Linked DNA regions of Homo sapiens: region 2 is linked to region 1. A link is a loop called in an ENCODE intact Hi-C map of the cell type or tissue named here. Cell type or tissue: OCI-LY7. All regions are shown on one strand. Links, peaks and the distances in the headings refer to the core of each region. The heading gives the core; the rest is flanking DNA.

The links. A loop is a pair of places that touch in the nucleus more often than their neighbours do. Peaks named below come from ENCODE experiments on the same cell type or tissue, not always from the same donor. Only the 100,000 strongest peaks of a DNase experiment are listed, where the experiment ranks them.
Region 2: it touches region 1 in a loop (2.8-fold over the local background); 2 of 110 quality-filtered maps call a loop at or near these places.

Annotation. Positions count from the first base shown.
Region 1 is chr5:141,352,346-141,357,884 of GRCh38, reverse strand. The region is part of intron 1 of PCDHGA1 (protocadherin gamma subfamily A, 1); the gene reads right to left. All of the region lies in intron 1 of PCDHGA2 (protocadherin gamma subfamily A, 2), which reads right to left. The region is part of intron 1 of PCDHGA3 (protocadherin gamma subfamily A, 3); the gene reads right to left. It overlaps PCDHGB1 (protocadherin gamma subfamily B, 1), which reads right to left. Exons shown (of 4, transcript NM_018922.3): 1 at 5,216-5,539. It also overlaps PCDHGA4 and PCDHG@. In OCI-LY7, for the core only: CTCF peaks have their summits at 2,716 and 2,915; a DNase peak (open chromatin) is centred at 2,904.
Region 2 is chr5:141,189,991-141,195,529 of GRCh38, reverse strand. PCDHB9 (protocadherin beta 9) reads right to left here. Exons shown (of 1, transcript NM_019119.5): 1 at 3,989-5,539. It overlaps PCDHB10 (protocadherin beta 10), which reads right to left and starts at 3,177. Exons shown (of 1, transcript NM_018930.4): 1 at 1-3,177. The coding sequence starts at 2,977. The coding sequence ends at 575. It also overlaps PCDHB@. RefSeq lists an enhancer at 789-1,314. In OCI-LY7, for the core only: CTCF peaks have their summits at 3,033 and 3,237 (motif pointing left); a DNase peak (open chromatin) is centred at 3,209.

The DNA of each region.
Region 1 (5,539 bases), core at 190-5,189:
GAGGTGGCTCAGAGTTGTAAAATTAGAAAATTCTGGCTGAAACTACAACTGAATGAAGACCAAAAAGGATAAGTAATAAACAACATTTTTGTGTGGTAAATACTGTTGATCATTATTGGAAGGTCATCCACCAGTTTTCTTTAAAGCAATAAAATATTAAAAGAGGCAACTTTATTTGATATATTACATATAAAATGAGAGACATTTACACAACTCTTTGTCTATATTTCAGTGTGGTATGATCTATTATAAGATTGACTCACCTGAAGATTAGGGTCTCCTTTTGTTTCAAGTAAATCCTGAGTTATCAGAAGAGGCTCGCTTTTCTCACAACTCTCCCGGCTGATGAGCGTGTCTGCATAGCTGGGTTGGGAGAAGATCAGGTGACTCTTCCGCGAGTCCGCGGTGAGGGAGACCTCGTGGGAATAGGTCTGCAGGAAAGCCCGAACCCCGTCCACGCCCACAAAGTGCGAGGCAGGCACACCTGCCAACCTGCTGCCTTCAGCGTGAAGCAGGCGTGACTTGTGCCAGCGTCTCAGCTTGAGTGCTAGCAGCACCGTGACAAAAGCCAGGAAGACGCAGGAGACAGCGGCCACTGCCACCACGAGATAGAGTGTGAGGCCCGAGTCGTCTGGGTCTGCTGAAGGCTTGAGGCTGCCCAAGTCAGCCAGGACATCTGGGATGCTGTCGGCCACAGCCACAGTGAGTGTGACGGTGGCCGAGAGAGGGGGCTGGCCATGGTCCTGGACGACCACTACAAGCCTCTGCTTGAGCGCGTCTCTGTCCAGCAGGGCCCGTGCGGTGCGCACCTCGCCTGTGTGCAGCCCCACTGCAAATAGTCCCGGCTCGCTGGACTTGAGTAGGCTGTAGGACAGCCAGGCATTCTGACCTGAGTCTCTGTCCACTGCCACCACTTTGGTCACCAGGTAGCCGGAATCTGCGGAGCGGGGTGCCAGCTCCACACCAGTGGAGCCATCAGTAGGGAAGGTGGGGTACAGGATCTCAGGGACATTGTCGTTCTGGTCCAGCACAAAGAGGCTCAGTGACACATTGCTGCTGAGTGGAGGGTCTCCACTGTCACTGGCTGTCATCAGCAGCTGCAGGTCTCTAAACTGCTCATAGTCGAAGGAGCAAAGAGCATATAGGATCCCTGTATTGGAGTTGATGGAGACATAGGAGGACAGAGGTGCACCCTGGAAGGTGTCTTCGGCCAGGGAGTAAGTGATTCGGGCATTGTCACCACTGTCAGGGTCTTGAGCAGTCATAGATAAGATGGAGGCTCCTCTGGGGTTGTTTTCAGGAATGTAAGCAGAGTAGGAAGCATGAGGGAAAGTGGGTGGGTTGTCATTGATGTCCATCACTTGCAGTGAAATATGAGTTTCTGTAGACAGTGGAGGAGTTCCCTGGTCAGTGGCAGTTACAGTGATGTTATATTCTGAGACTTCTTCCCTGTCCAGTGTTCTGTGTGTCAACAACCGATAATAATTTCCATAGGTCTTTTCAAGTGTGAATGGCAGATTATCTGGAATAGAACATGTGACTAGGCCATTTCCTCCTGAGTCACTGTCATGCACGTTGAAAAGTGCAATTACTGTACCCGGGGAAGAAGATTCCTGGACTGAGCTGGTGAGAGATGTAACTGTGACTTCTGGTGCGTTGTCATTTTCATCCAGAACTGTCACCAGTACCTTGCTTCTAGCTCGGAGACCAGGCCCATCATGGGCTTCTACATCTATGTCATAGAATCCAGAGTCCTCATAATCTAGACCCCCCAATATTGTTATATCCCCACTCAGAGAATTCAACTGAAATAGCTGTGATATTTTGTCTCTTACTTTCCGGAAAGAATACGTCACGTCTCCATTGGCTCCTTCATCTGGATCAGTGGCTTTTACGGTGAGTAGCCGAGTGCCTACAGGAACGTTCTCACGAACACTTACGTGGTACTCGGGCTGAGTGAACACGGGAGCATTATCGTTGGTATCCACAAGTATTATGAGAATCCTGGCAGTGCCAGAGCGAACCGGGTCACCTCCATCGAAGGCCGTGAGAACGAGGTGGTGAACCGCCTCTTCCTCGCGATCTAGAGCGCGTTCCAGCACCAGCTCTGGGTACTTAATCCCATCGGCCCCACTTTGCACGTCCAGGGAAAAGTAACCGTTTGAGTTGAGCTGGTAACCCTGCAGGGAGTTTACACCTACATCCGGATCAAAAGCTTCAGGAAGAGGAAATCTTGCCCCAGGATTTTCATTTTCAGCAACTTTTATTTCCCTCTGTTCTGTCCCAAAACTGGGTGGGTTATCATTAACATCGATTATTTCCACCTCTACCCGCAAAATCTTCACTGTATCTTCTAGAAGAATCTCCAGGTTTGTCACACAGTTTGGAGATCTGTCGCAGAGCTCCTCCCTGTCTATCCTACCCGCGGTGACCAAGGTGCCGCTGCGCGGGTTCAGGGCGAAAAGCTGCGTCCTACCTCTGGAGACGATGCGGACTCCGCGCTCCGCCAGCTCCCGGGGCGCCAACCCCAGGTCCTTGGCGATGTTGCCCACCACTGAGCCTTCTTCCTGCTCCTCAAACACCGAGTAGAGAATCTGTTCGGCCCTGATTTCCACCAGAACCCCCAGGAGAAGGCAGATCTGGAGCAGCCGGGTGTGGTCTGGGCGAGCAGGAGGCGCCGCCATTACAACCCCGCCGCGGAGTCGCCTGTGCTTCGGTTTTCCCTCTGTCGAGGCCTGAGGAGCCCCAGGATCTTCTGGGTCCAAAATAAAGTGCATTCACAGCCAGAGCTCTCAGGGCTTCCGCTTGAAGCTTTCATAAAGCTCCAGAGCCAGTGCTTTGTGCTGCAGAAATCTTGTGATTCTGATTAAATTTCTGGTTTGTCTTTTCCCCCTGATTGGTGAACAGCGACACCCAGAGTCTTAACCTGTTACTGCAATTTATTCTTGGTTAAAAAAAGTTTATTTTTTATACACTTTTCTATTCCTATTTCTCCCAAGATAATAAAGTCAAATTCCTGTTTTTGATTTGCAATGAAAATTCAAGAATGATCCAAGTCTTCCTGTACAATAAACTTTATGAAGTTATTTATTTTCTTAGAGAAAATATGACGATTTTTTTCCTAAGATGTGTTCTTCCTCTTTTCAGTTTTCACATTGTTCATCCCCACAGCCCATTCTCAGTATAGCGTATTGTGTGAGGGACATAATTATCTCTCCTAAAGACAAAGGTGGACTTGAAAAATGGATGAGACAGATAAGTGAAAAGACAGTGGGACAGGAACTTGGAGGTCTGGCTTTAGTCCCAATTTATGCAGTAACAAGTTTCCTCACAGGAGTTGACCCTCTAGAACCTGGGGCAATGCTTCAATTCCCTTGCAAAAAACTCACCTACTGTTCAAGAGTTAGCCTTACCCTGTACAAATGAGATTGACAAATAGGATAATAGGTTTGGGAAGAGAATTTGCTCCTTAATTTTGTGTACAGTAGATTCTTGGCCACAAGCTATGCATATGACTATCTTGTTCACAATGTGTTCTCAATCTTTAGAACAATACCTTTCATAGAGTAGTAATTTTTATGAAACCTTTCAATGTTTCATGAATGACCAGTTCAAATGCAAAGCCTAAAACAATGGGTAAATAACTCTGATCTTAAAAATAAAAAAGAAATAAAAAGAAAAGTTAGACTGAATAACTATAAAGTGCAGATAATAGTTTAGTGATTTTTTCACATGACACATTCAGTATTATTTTACAATTTCTAACTTTACTTTAGCTCTCATTTTAGAAATAGCCAGTAAAAGGAAATGTTTTGGTAGCCGAACATGGATTATCATTGCATGTGCCATCGCTTTCTTTCTTATGAATACTTACAGTAATTTACTAATCTGTGAAAATTTGAGATAAAGCAGTACATCAGTTCTTAAGCTTATTCCTCACTTAACAATTAGCAGTAGAAATGACTCATACAAAAGGGCATTAGCTATACAGAATTTAAAAACCCTCAGACTTTGAGAGAGTAGATTAAACGTGTTTTTCACAATCCTCAAAGACCGCACAAACTGCGGATGATTGAGAGGTGAAATAAGATGTTTGGAAATAAATTTGACAGTATGCATTAAAAAAATCTCAACATGTTTATAGATTTAACTAATTCCTCAGAAATCTACACTAAAGAAACAAGAAGTATGGAAAACGCTTTATAAACCCAAATGTTCATTACATTCTTTGTTTTAATAGAGACAAAATAGAAAGAGCATAAAAACAAATAATTTAGGAATGGTTAAGAAAATTATGAAATATCATTGACTGAAATTATAGAGTGGGAATAATATTGACTCAAAGTTAGTGATGCAAATATAAAATTGGACAATATTTGCTACTTGTGATGAGACAAAGTGTTAAGAGTCTTAATAATTGGAAGGCTGTATTAAACATACATGTTGCTGCAAAAAGACAAACTAGAATGTAATTGATGAAGATTACATTAATTACATAATTACATTAATACATAATTACATCAATTACATAATTAATGTAATTGATGAACTTTAACTTGGGTGGGAAGAACTCTAAATACATTTATAAAGAGCTAAGAATAAAATGACTTGAAAATATAGTATTGCATATCAACTAAGAAAAGGCACTGCTATTACTAAGTGTTAACATCTAGGAAACAGGTCTCTTTAGCAAGATTTGCCAACCATACAGAAATGCCAACAGTAAAGATTGAAAATTAAATTGCCAAGACTACTGAGCAATCAAGAAAGCAATCTCCATCTATCTAGTACCCCCTCCCGCAGTAGATACCATCACTAGAACAATGAAAGAAAATCAAAATTACTTATACACCAATGAGAAGAAAATGCAATATATAATTTTTGTTTGTTTGTTTTTTTAGACAGTTTCCCTCCCATCACCCAGGCTGGAGTGCAGTGGCACACTCTTGGCTCACTACAATCTCCACCTCCCGGGCTCAAGCGATCCTCCTGTCTCAGCTTCCTGAGTAACTGGGACTACAGGCGCGTGCCACCACACCCAACTAATTTTTGTAATTTTAGTAGACCGGGTTTTACCATCTTGGCTATGCTGGTCTCAAACTCCTGACCTCAAGTGATCCACCTGCCTCAGCCTGGTTAAGTGCTGGGATTACAGGCTTGAGCCACCGCGCCCGGCCGCCATATATAAAATTTAACTAGATTTGCAGAAACTCACGTGCGAAGACAAAGAAGGGTCATAAGCGATTTTGTGATCTTCATTACTGGCACATACAACCATAGAAGGATCATCACACAGCAGATCCTGAGGGGGAGCCATTTCCGGTGTCAGGTTGAGAGAATTAAACTCTGTCTTTGCAGAATGAGAGGCAATACATAGATTGTAGGAATAGGGCAAAGTCCCCTCGCTGTGGTTGGGAGGAACCCCGGGCCCAGACTTGGAGCAGAGACCGGTTTGAAAGCAGCCCTCAGTGTCGAGGCTGGAGGAACGTCGCAGGCGCAGGGCGATCGCTAGAATCACCGCGAGGAGAAAGAGCACTGA
Region 2 (5,539 bases), core at 277-5,276, 160 kb after region 1:
TGGCCAAGTAAAAGTAGCATGCTTAAAGATAAAATAATAAGTATATAAACTAAGGGTATTATTGATGTTCAGTATTGCTCACAATATGCTTTGTTTCATTTTGTCATGAGCATAGTAGTAGAGAAATATTTCTTTTTAAATACATGATGTAGAAATAAATGACATGGTTTTCAAACACGAATATATAGAATGTTAGAATGAGTTTGGAAATGTAGATATGCCTTCTTAAATAGAGCAAGTACACTATAGACAGAAGTGATTAGAATCATGAGATGCAAGCTCTGAAATGAATCAAAACCTCAGATTTCTGTAATGAGATATAATAGTAATTAATTCCTTGGGCAGTTGGAAAGAATTAAAACCTTAACACTATCATTTAGAAAAAAATACTCATTAAATTAAACCCAGTTGTTATTAATGCAAAAAAATGATGAAACATTGTAAAACCACAGGGGTATACTACTTGAAAATAATGCTTGAAGTTGCATAATAACTTAAATTTGAGATTTAAAAGTAAACTAATAGAAACATGGCTATGTAACACACCAAAAGTATATGAAACTAAAAACAGACTTTACTGAATATTAAATCCAAAGCTATTTCGGAAGGTGGAATTTTCTTCACCCTTCCTCCCAGGGCCCTGTGCCTGAATATCCGAAATAACTGGTTTCAAGAACTTGAACTCACTGGTCCCGGGGCCTCCCGTCAGACACACCTCATACTGGTAGCTCTGGGACAGGGTCTCAGCGCCCCTCACGTCCACCAGATGCCCTGGAAAAGGACCCTCGGGCACCGAGCAGCGACCCACCGAGGCCGCCCTGCTCCTCCTGCACAGCCGCACCGCCACGAACAGGAGCACCGAGAGGAGGAAGAGCGAAGACACCGAGGCCAACGCCACCACCAGGTAGACGGTGAGCAAGTCGGCCTCGGCCTGGGCCTGGGCCGGGGCCGCCTCCGGGAGAGGCAGGTAGGGCTGGGAGAAGCCGTCCACCAGGAGCAAGTGCAGCGTGGCGGTGGCCGAGCGAGGAGGCTCGCCATTGTCCTTGACAAGCACCACGAGCCTGTGCTTGGCTGCGTCGCGCTCGCTCAGCAGCCTGGCGGTGCGCACCTCCCCATTGTGCGCCCACACACCGAACAGCCCGGGCTCCGTGGCCTTGAGCAGCTGGTACGACAGCCAGGCGTTCTGGCCCGAGTCGCCGTCCACCGCCACCACCTTGGTCACCAGGTAGCCCGGCTCGGCCGCCCGGGGCACCAGCTCGGTGCAGGGCGCGGAGCCGTTCTGCAGCGGGTACAGCACGAAGGGCGAGTTGTCGTTGGCGTCCAGCACCAGCACGCGCACCAGCGCCTCTCTGCTCAGCGCGGGGGAGCCGCGGTCTGTGGCGCCCACGCGGAACTCGAAAGCCTGCAGGGCCTCGTAGTCCAGCGACCTGAGGGCGAACAGGTGGCCGTTGTCCGCGTTGATGGAGACCAGGGAGGCGAGGGGCAGGTGCGGGTCTTGGGGCGGCAGCAGCGAGTAGGTGACCTGGGCGTTGGTGCCCGAGTCTCTGTCTGTGGCGCTGACGCTGCCGATGTGCAGGGCGGGGCTGTTGTTCTCGCGGACGAACAGGGTGTAGGAGGTTTGGGTGAAGGCGGGGGCGTTGTCATTGACGTCGGAGACCAGGACCGTTATGTTGTGCTCGGTTTTCAGCCTGGGTGTCCCCAAGTCAGTGACGGTGATAGTGATGTTGTACTCGGCTCTGATCTCTCTGTCCAGCGCGCCTTCTGTAATTAGGATGTAAAAATTCTCCACAGAAGGTTTTAGTAGGAATGGCAGATTCTCTTGAATGTAGCAAACCATCTTTCCATTTTCTCCAGAGTCTCTGTCATTAATCTTAAAAACAGCCAGCGGCGTCTCAGGAGAATTCTCAGCAACAGAGTTGGAAAATGATGATACGATCAGTTCAGGGGGATTGTCATTGGTGTCCAATACTTCCACTAAAACCCTACATCTTGCAGAAAGGCCTCCACCGTCCATTGCCTGTATATTTATTTTGTAAGAATTTACTAACTCATAATCAAGCAATTCTCTGAGAAAGATTTCCCCAGAAAAAGGATTGATTTGAAAGGTTGTTCGAATATTTTCTGAGGCATCAAAAAATGAATAGGATACTTCCGCGTTGACTCCAGAGTCTACATCTTCTGCCCATACCTTAACAATAAGGAACCCAATGGGGCTGTTTTCTGGAGCCTGGGTCTCATACAGAGCCTGGGCAAACTGTGGGGCATTGTCATTGACGTCCAAGACAACGATGCGTACAGTAGAGGTCCCAGACCTGGATGGAGACCCACCATCCAGCGCTGTGAGGGTTAAGCTGAGCTCTCCCTGCTCCTCCCGATCCAGTGCTTTGTCCAACACTAGCTCTGGATATATCATGCCTTCATCACCGCCACTAATGTTAATATGGAAAAAAGAGTTGGGGCTGATCGTGTAGTTTTGGATACCGTTAAGTCCTCCATCTGGATCCTGTGCTCTTTCTAGTCTAAATGCTGTCCCTTCAGCTGTATTTTCTGATATTTTTAAGACTGTTTCTTTGTCCTGAAATACTGGCGCGTGATCATTTATATCCCTGACTCTCAGCTCAGCCCGGTAAATCTGAAAGGGATCATCCATTAAAATTTGGAAATACAGCATACAGGGCTCTTTAGGGCCACACAGCTTCTCTCGGTCCAGTTTCTCATTTGTGAGCAAATTCCCGGTATGTGAATCCAGGAGCAGGTATTGTTTGTTATCATCGGAAACCACCCTGGTTCCCCTTGCAGCCAGCTCCCCCTCTGCTAGTCCCAGATCCTTTGCCAGATTGACCACAAAGGATCCTTTCTCTGTTTCCTCAGTCACCGAATAACGTCCAAACCCAGAACCTGCCAAGGACACTCCCCAAAAAAGAAAAAGAAACAGGACTTGCCTTTGTCTTGGGAAGCACAACTCTCTGACAGCCATAGCTGCTGCATACGTTATTTCCTAGTTGGTTACAGCCACAGCTCCCAGCATAAAAGAACAGCAGTAGGAAACCCTGCACCTACGCCGTGTAGCCCAGGGGTCTTTTTTGTCCTTTCCCTTTCCCAATCTTTGGCAGCTAAAGCTTCTCTTTTAAGTTCATCTGTCCGTGTCTTCCTTTATTAGTGACTTGCATAGCATCCTCAGAGCAATTCCCAAACCGTCTCTTTAGCCTGCAGCGCCACCGTGTGGCCTCCACCAGATTTCAGTAGTTGTACCCATTTGGGTGTGTGTATTCAGACAATTTCCTTTAGTGCCTCATTTAAATTTTTCATGTTTATTTTCGTTTGTCTTGTAAAAATTAATGTTGAGACAGAGAAATAGTCACATTGTTGAGATTCTTCAATTCTTTTTGGGAAAAGTTAAAAATTCAACACTTGAAAATATGTTTCTAGCAATAACTCTGTCCACCTCACTGTGCTAAATTTAGCTCTCTACTAGTCCTTTCATCTCAGACACAACTCTCACACAATGTCAAGAATCAAAGGGAAAATGTTGCTGACATCTGGGATCACCAAAGTAACAGGAGATTTTACTTTTCCAGAAACATCGGGATAAGAACACCAAAACAGACAAAGAAAATATGTTTCACACCTTCCTCAACAAACTTCAAAATCTCATCACACTGATTAAGGAGAATCATCACTCTGTAATCTTGTATAATGCATTTAAGCTGTCCCTCCTCTATTCTCTCATAAAAACTTGTGTATACAACTATGATTGCCCTGCAAATATTATTGCTTCTTAATTCATGCAAATCTATTTCTTCTTCAATGTGTGGGCTACTTAAGGATAGGAACTATGTCCTAATCATCTGTGAGTGACAAATCAGACAAGCAATAAATACTGCCTGTATTAGGACATGCATAAATAAACTCAGATGGGTAGAACCTGAAACGTTTTCCAGTGCCTTTCAATTCCGACCACTTGAAAGTTTTTTTCTTTCATTTACTCTTTGCAATTTCTGTTTCCTTACTTTCACTTGTCTTTGTTTTTCTTGTATTAGCTTTAAAGTAACTTACAGGGTTAAATAAGAGATTGATCCTTATTTTAAGGTCCCCTCTTAATTGAAATTTAGCAGGATCTAACTTCTCTGCACCAAATAAAGGGAGGTAAAGAACAGACCACACTAACACCTATCTTAACACTATTAAAATTAAGAACAGCATTCTAGTGTCTTTTTTCATAGAATTTTATTCAAAGTTCTTTTTAAGTTATTTTATATTTTATTTTATTTTATTTTGATGGAGTTTTGCTCTTATTGCCCAGGCTGGAGTACAATGGTGCAATCTCGGCTCAAAGCAACTTCCACCTCCTGGGTTCAAGCGATTCTCCTGCCTCAGCCTCCCGAGTAGCTGGGATTACAAGCATGTGCCACCATGCCTGGCTAATTTTGTATTTTTAGTAAAGACGGGGTTACTTAACGTTGGTCAGGCTGGTCTCAAACTCGTGACCTAAGGTGATCTGCCCGCCTTGGCCTCCCAAAGTGCTGGGATTACAGGAATGAGCCACTGAGCCCTGCCTCAAAGACCTTATATCTAGAAAGAAGCTCTATTTTGTCTATAATAGGCCCAAATGGATTAAGTCAAGGAATGTCGTGGAGGAAAAGGCTAGACACTACCAATAACACTCTAATAGCTGAATATAAAAGCCGCACAATATAAACCTCTACTTTGTGATTGCTGTTGTTTTTTCAACTGGATGGCACTGGGCTATTAGCCATTAAAAATTTAACAGGAACCTCAGGAACCTCTGATTTGTTTATACAGAATTAAAAGGAGCAAATTAAATATTTTCACATGATCCTATAGAATGACTAAATTTTTTTTTTTTTTTTGGTTTCCAGACTAAAGCCCATTTACACACGCTTAATATCTTGCAGTGGTTTTTCTTCTAAGGCTAATTAGGGGTTTATTTATCATATCACTTACAAGAGAAACATTATATTTCAAATAGGGAACTATCAATGCCGGGAAACTAGAACTTTAAAATAAAAGGTAAAGTTTAAGAAAATTATTGTAGGCTGGGTGCGGTGGCTCATGCCTGTAAATCCCAGCAATTTGGGAGGCTGAGTGGGGTGGATCACGAGGTCAAGAGATAGACCATCCTGGCCACCATGATGAAACCCGTCTCTACTGAAAATACAAAAATTAGCCGAACGTGGTGACATGCAACTGTAGTCCCAGATACTCTGGAGGCTGAGGCAGGAGAATCGCTTGAACCTGGGAGGCGGAGGTTGCAGTGAGCTGAGATCGCGCCACTGCACTCCAGCCTGGGCGACAGAGCGAGACTCCGTCTCAAAAAAAAAAAAAACAAACAAACCAAAAAACAAACAAACAAACAAAAAACAGTTGTAATGAACAAGGATGGCAAACCAATAAGAACACCGGTTTCAAAAGAAAAATAGAAGAAATATCAAATAGTAAAAGCACATATTACATGCAGCAGACTATTTTAACAAGTAAAAAGTTTTAGGAAAAGAAGAACTAATGAATAATGTAGAGG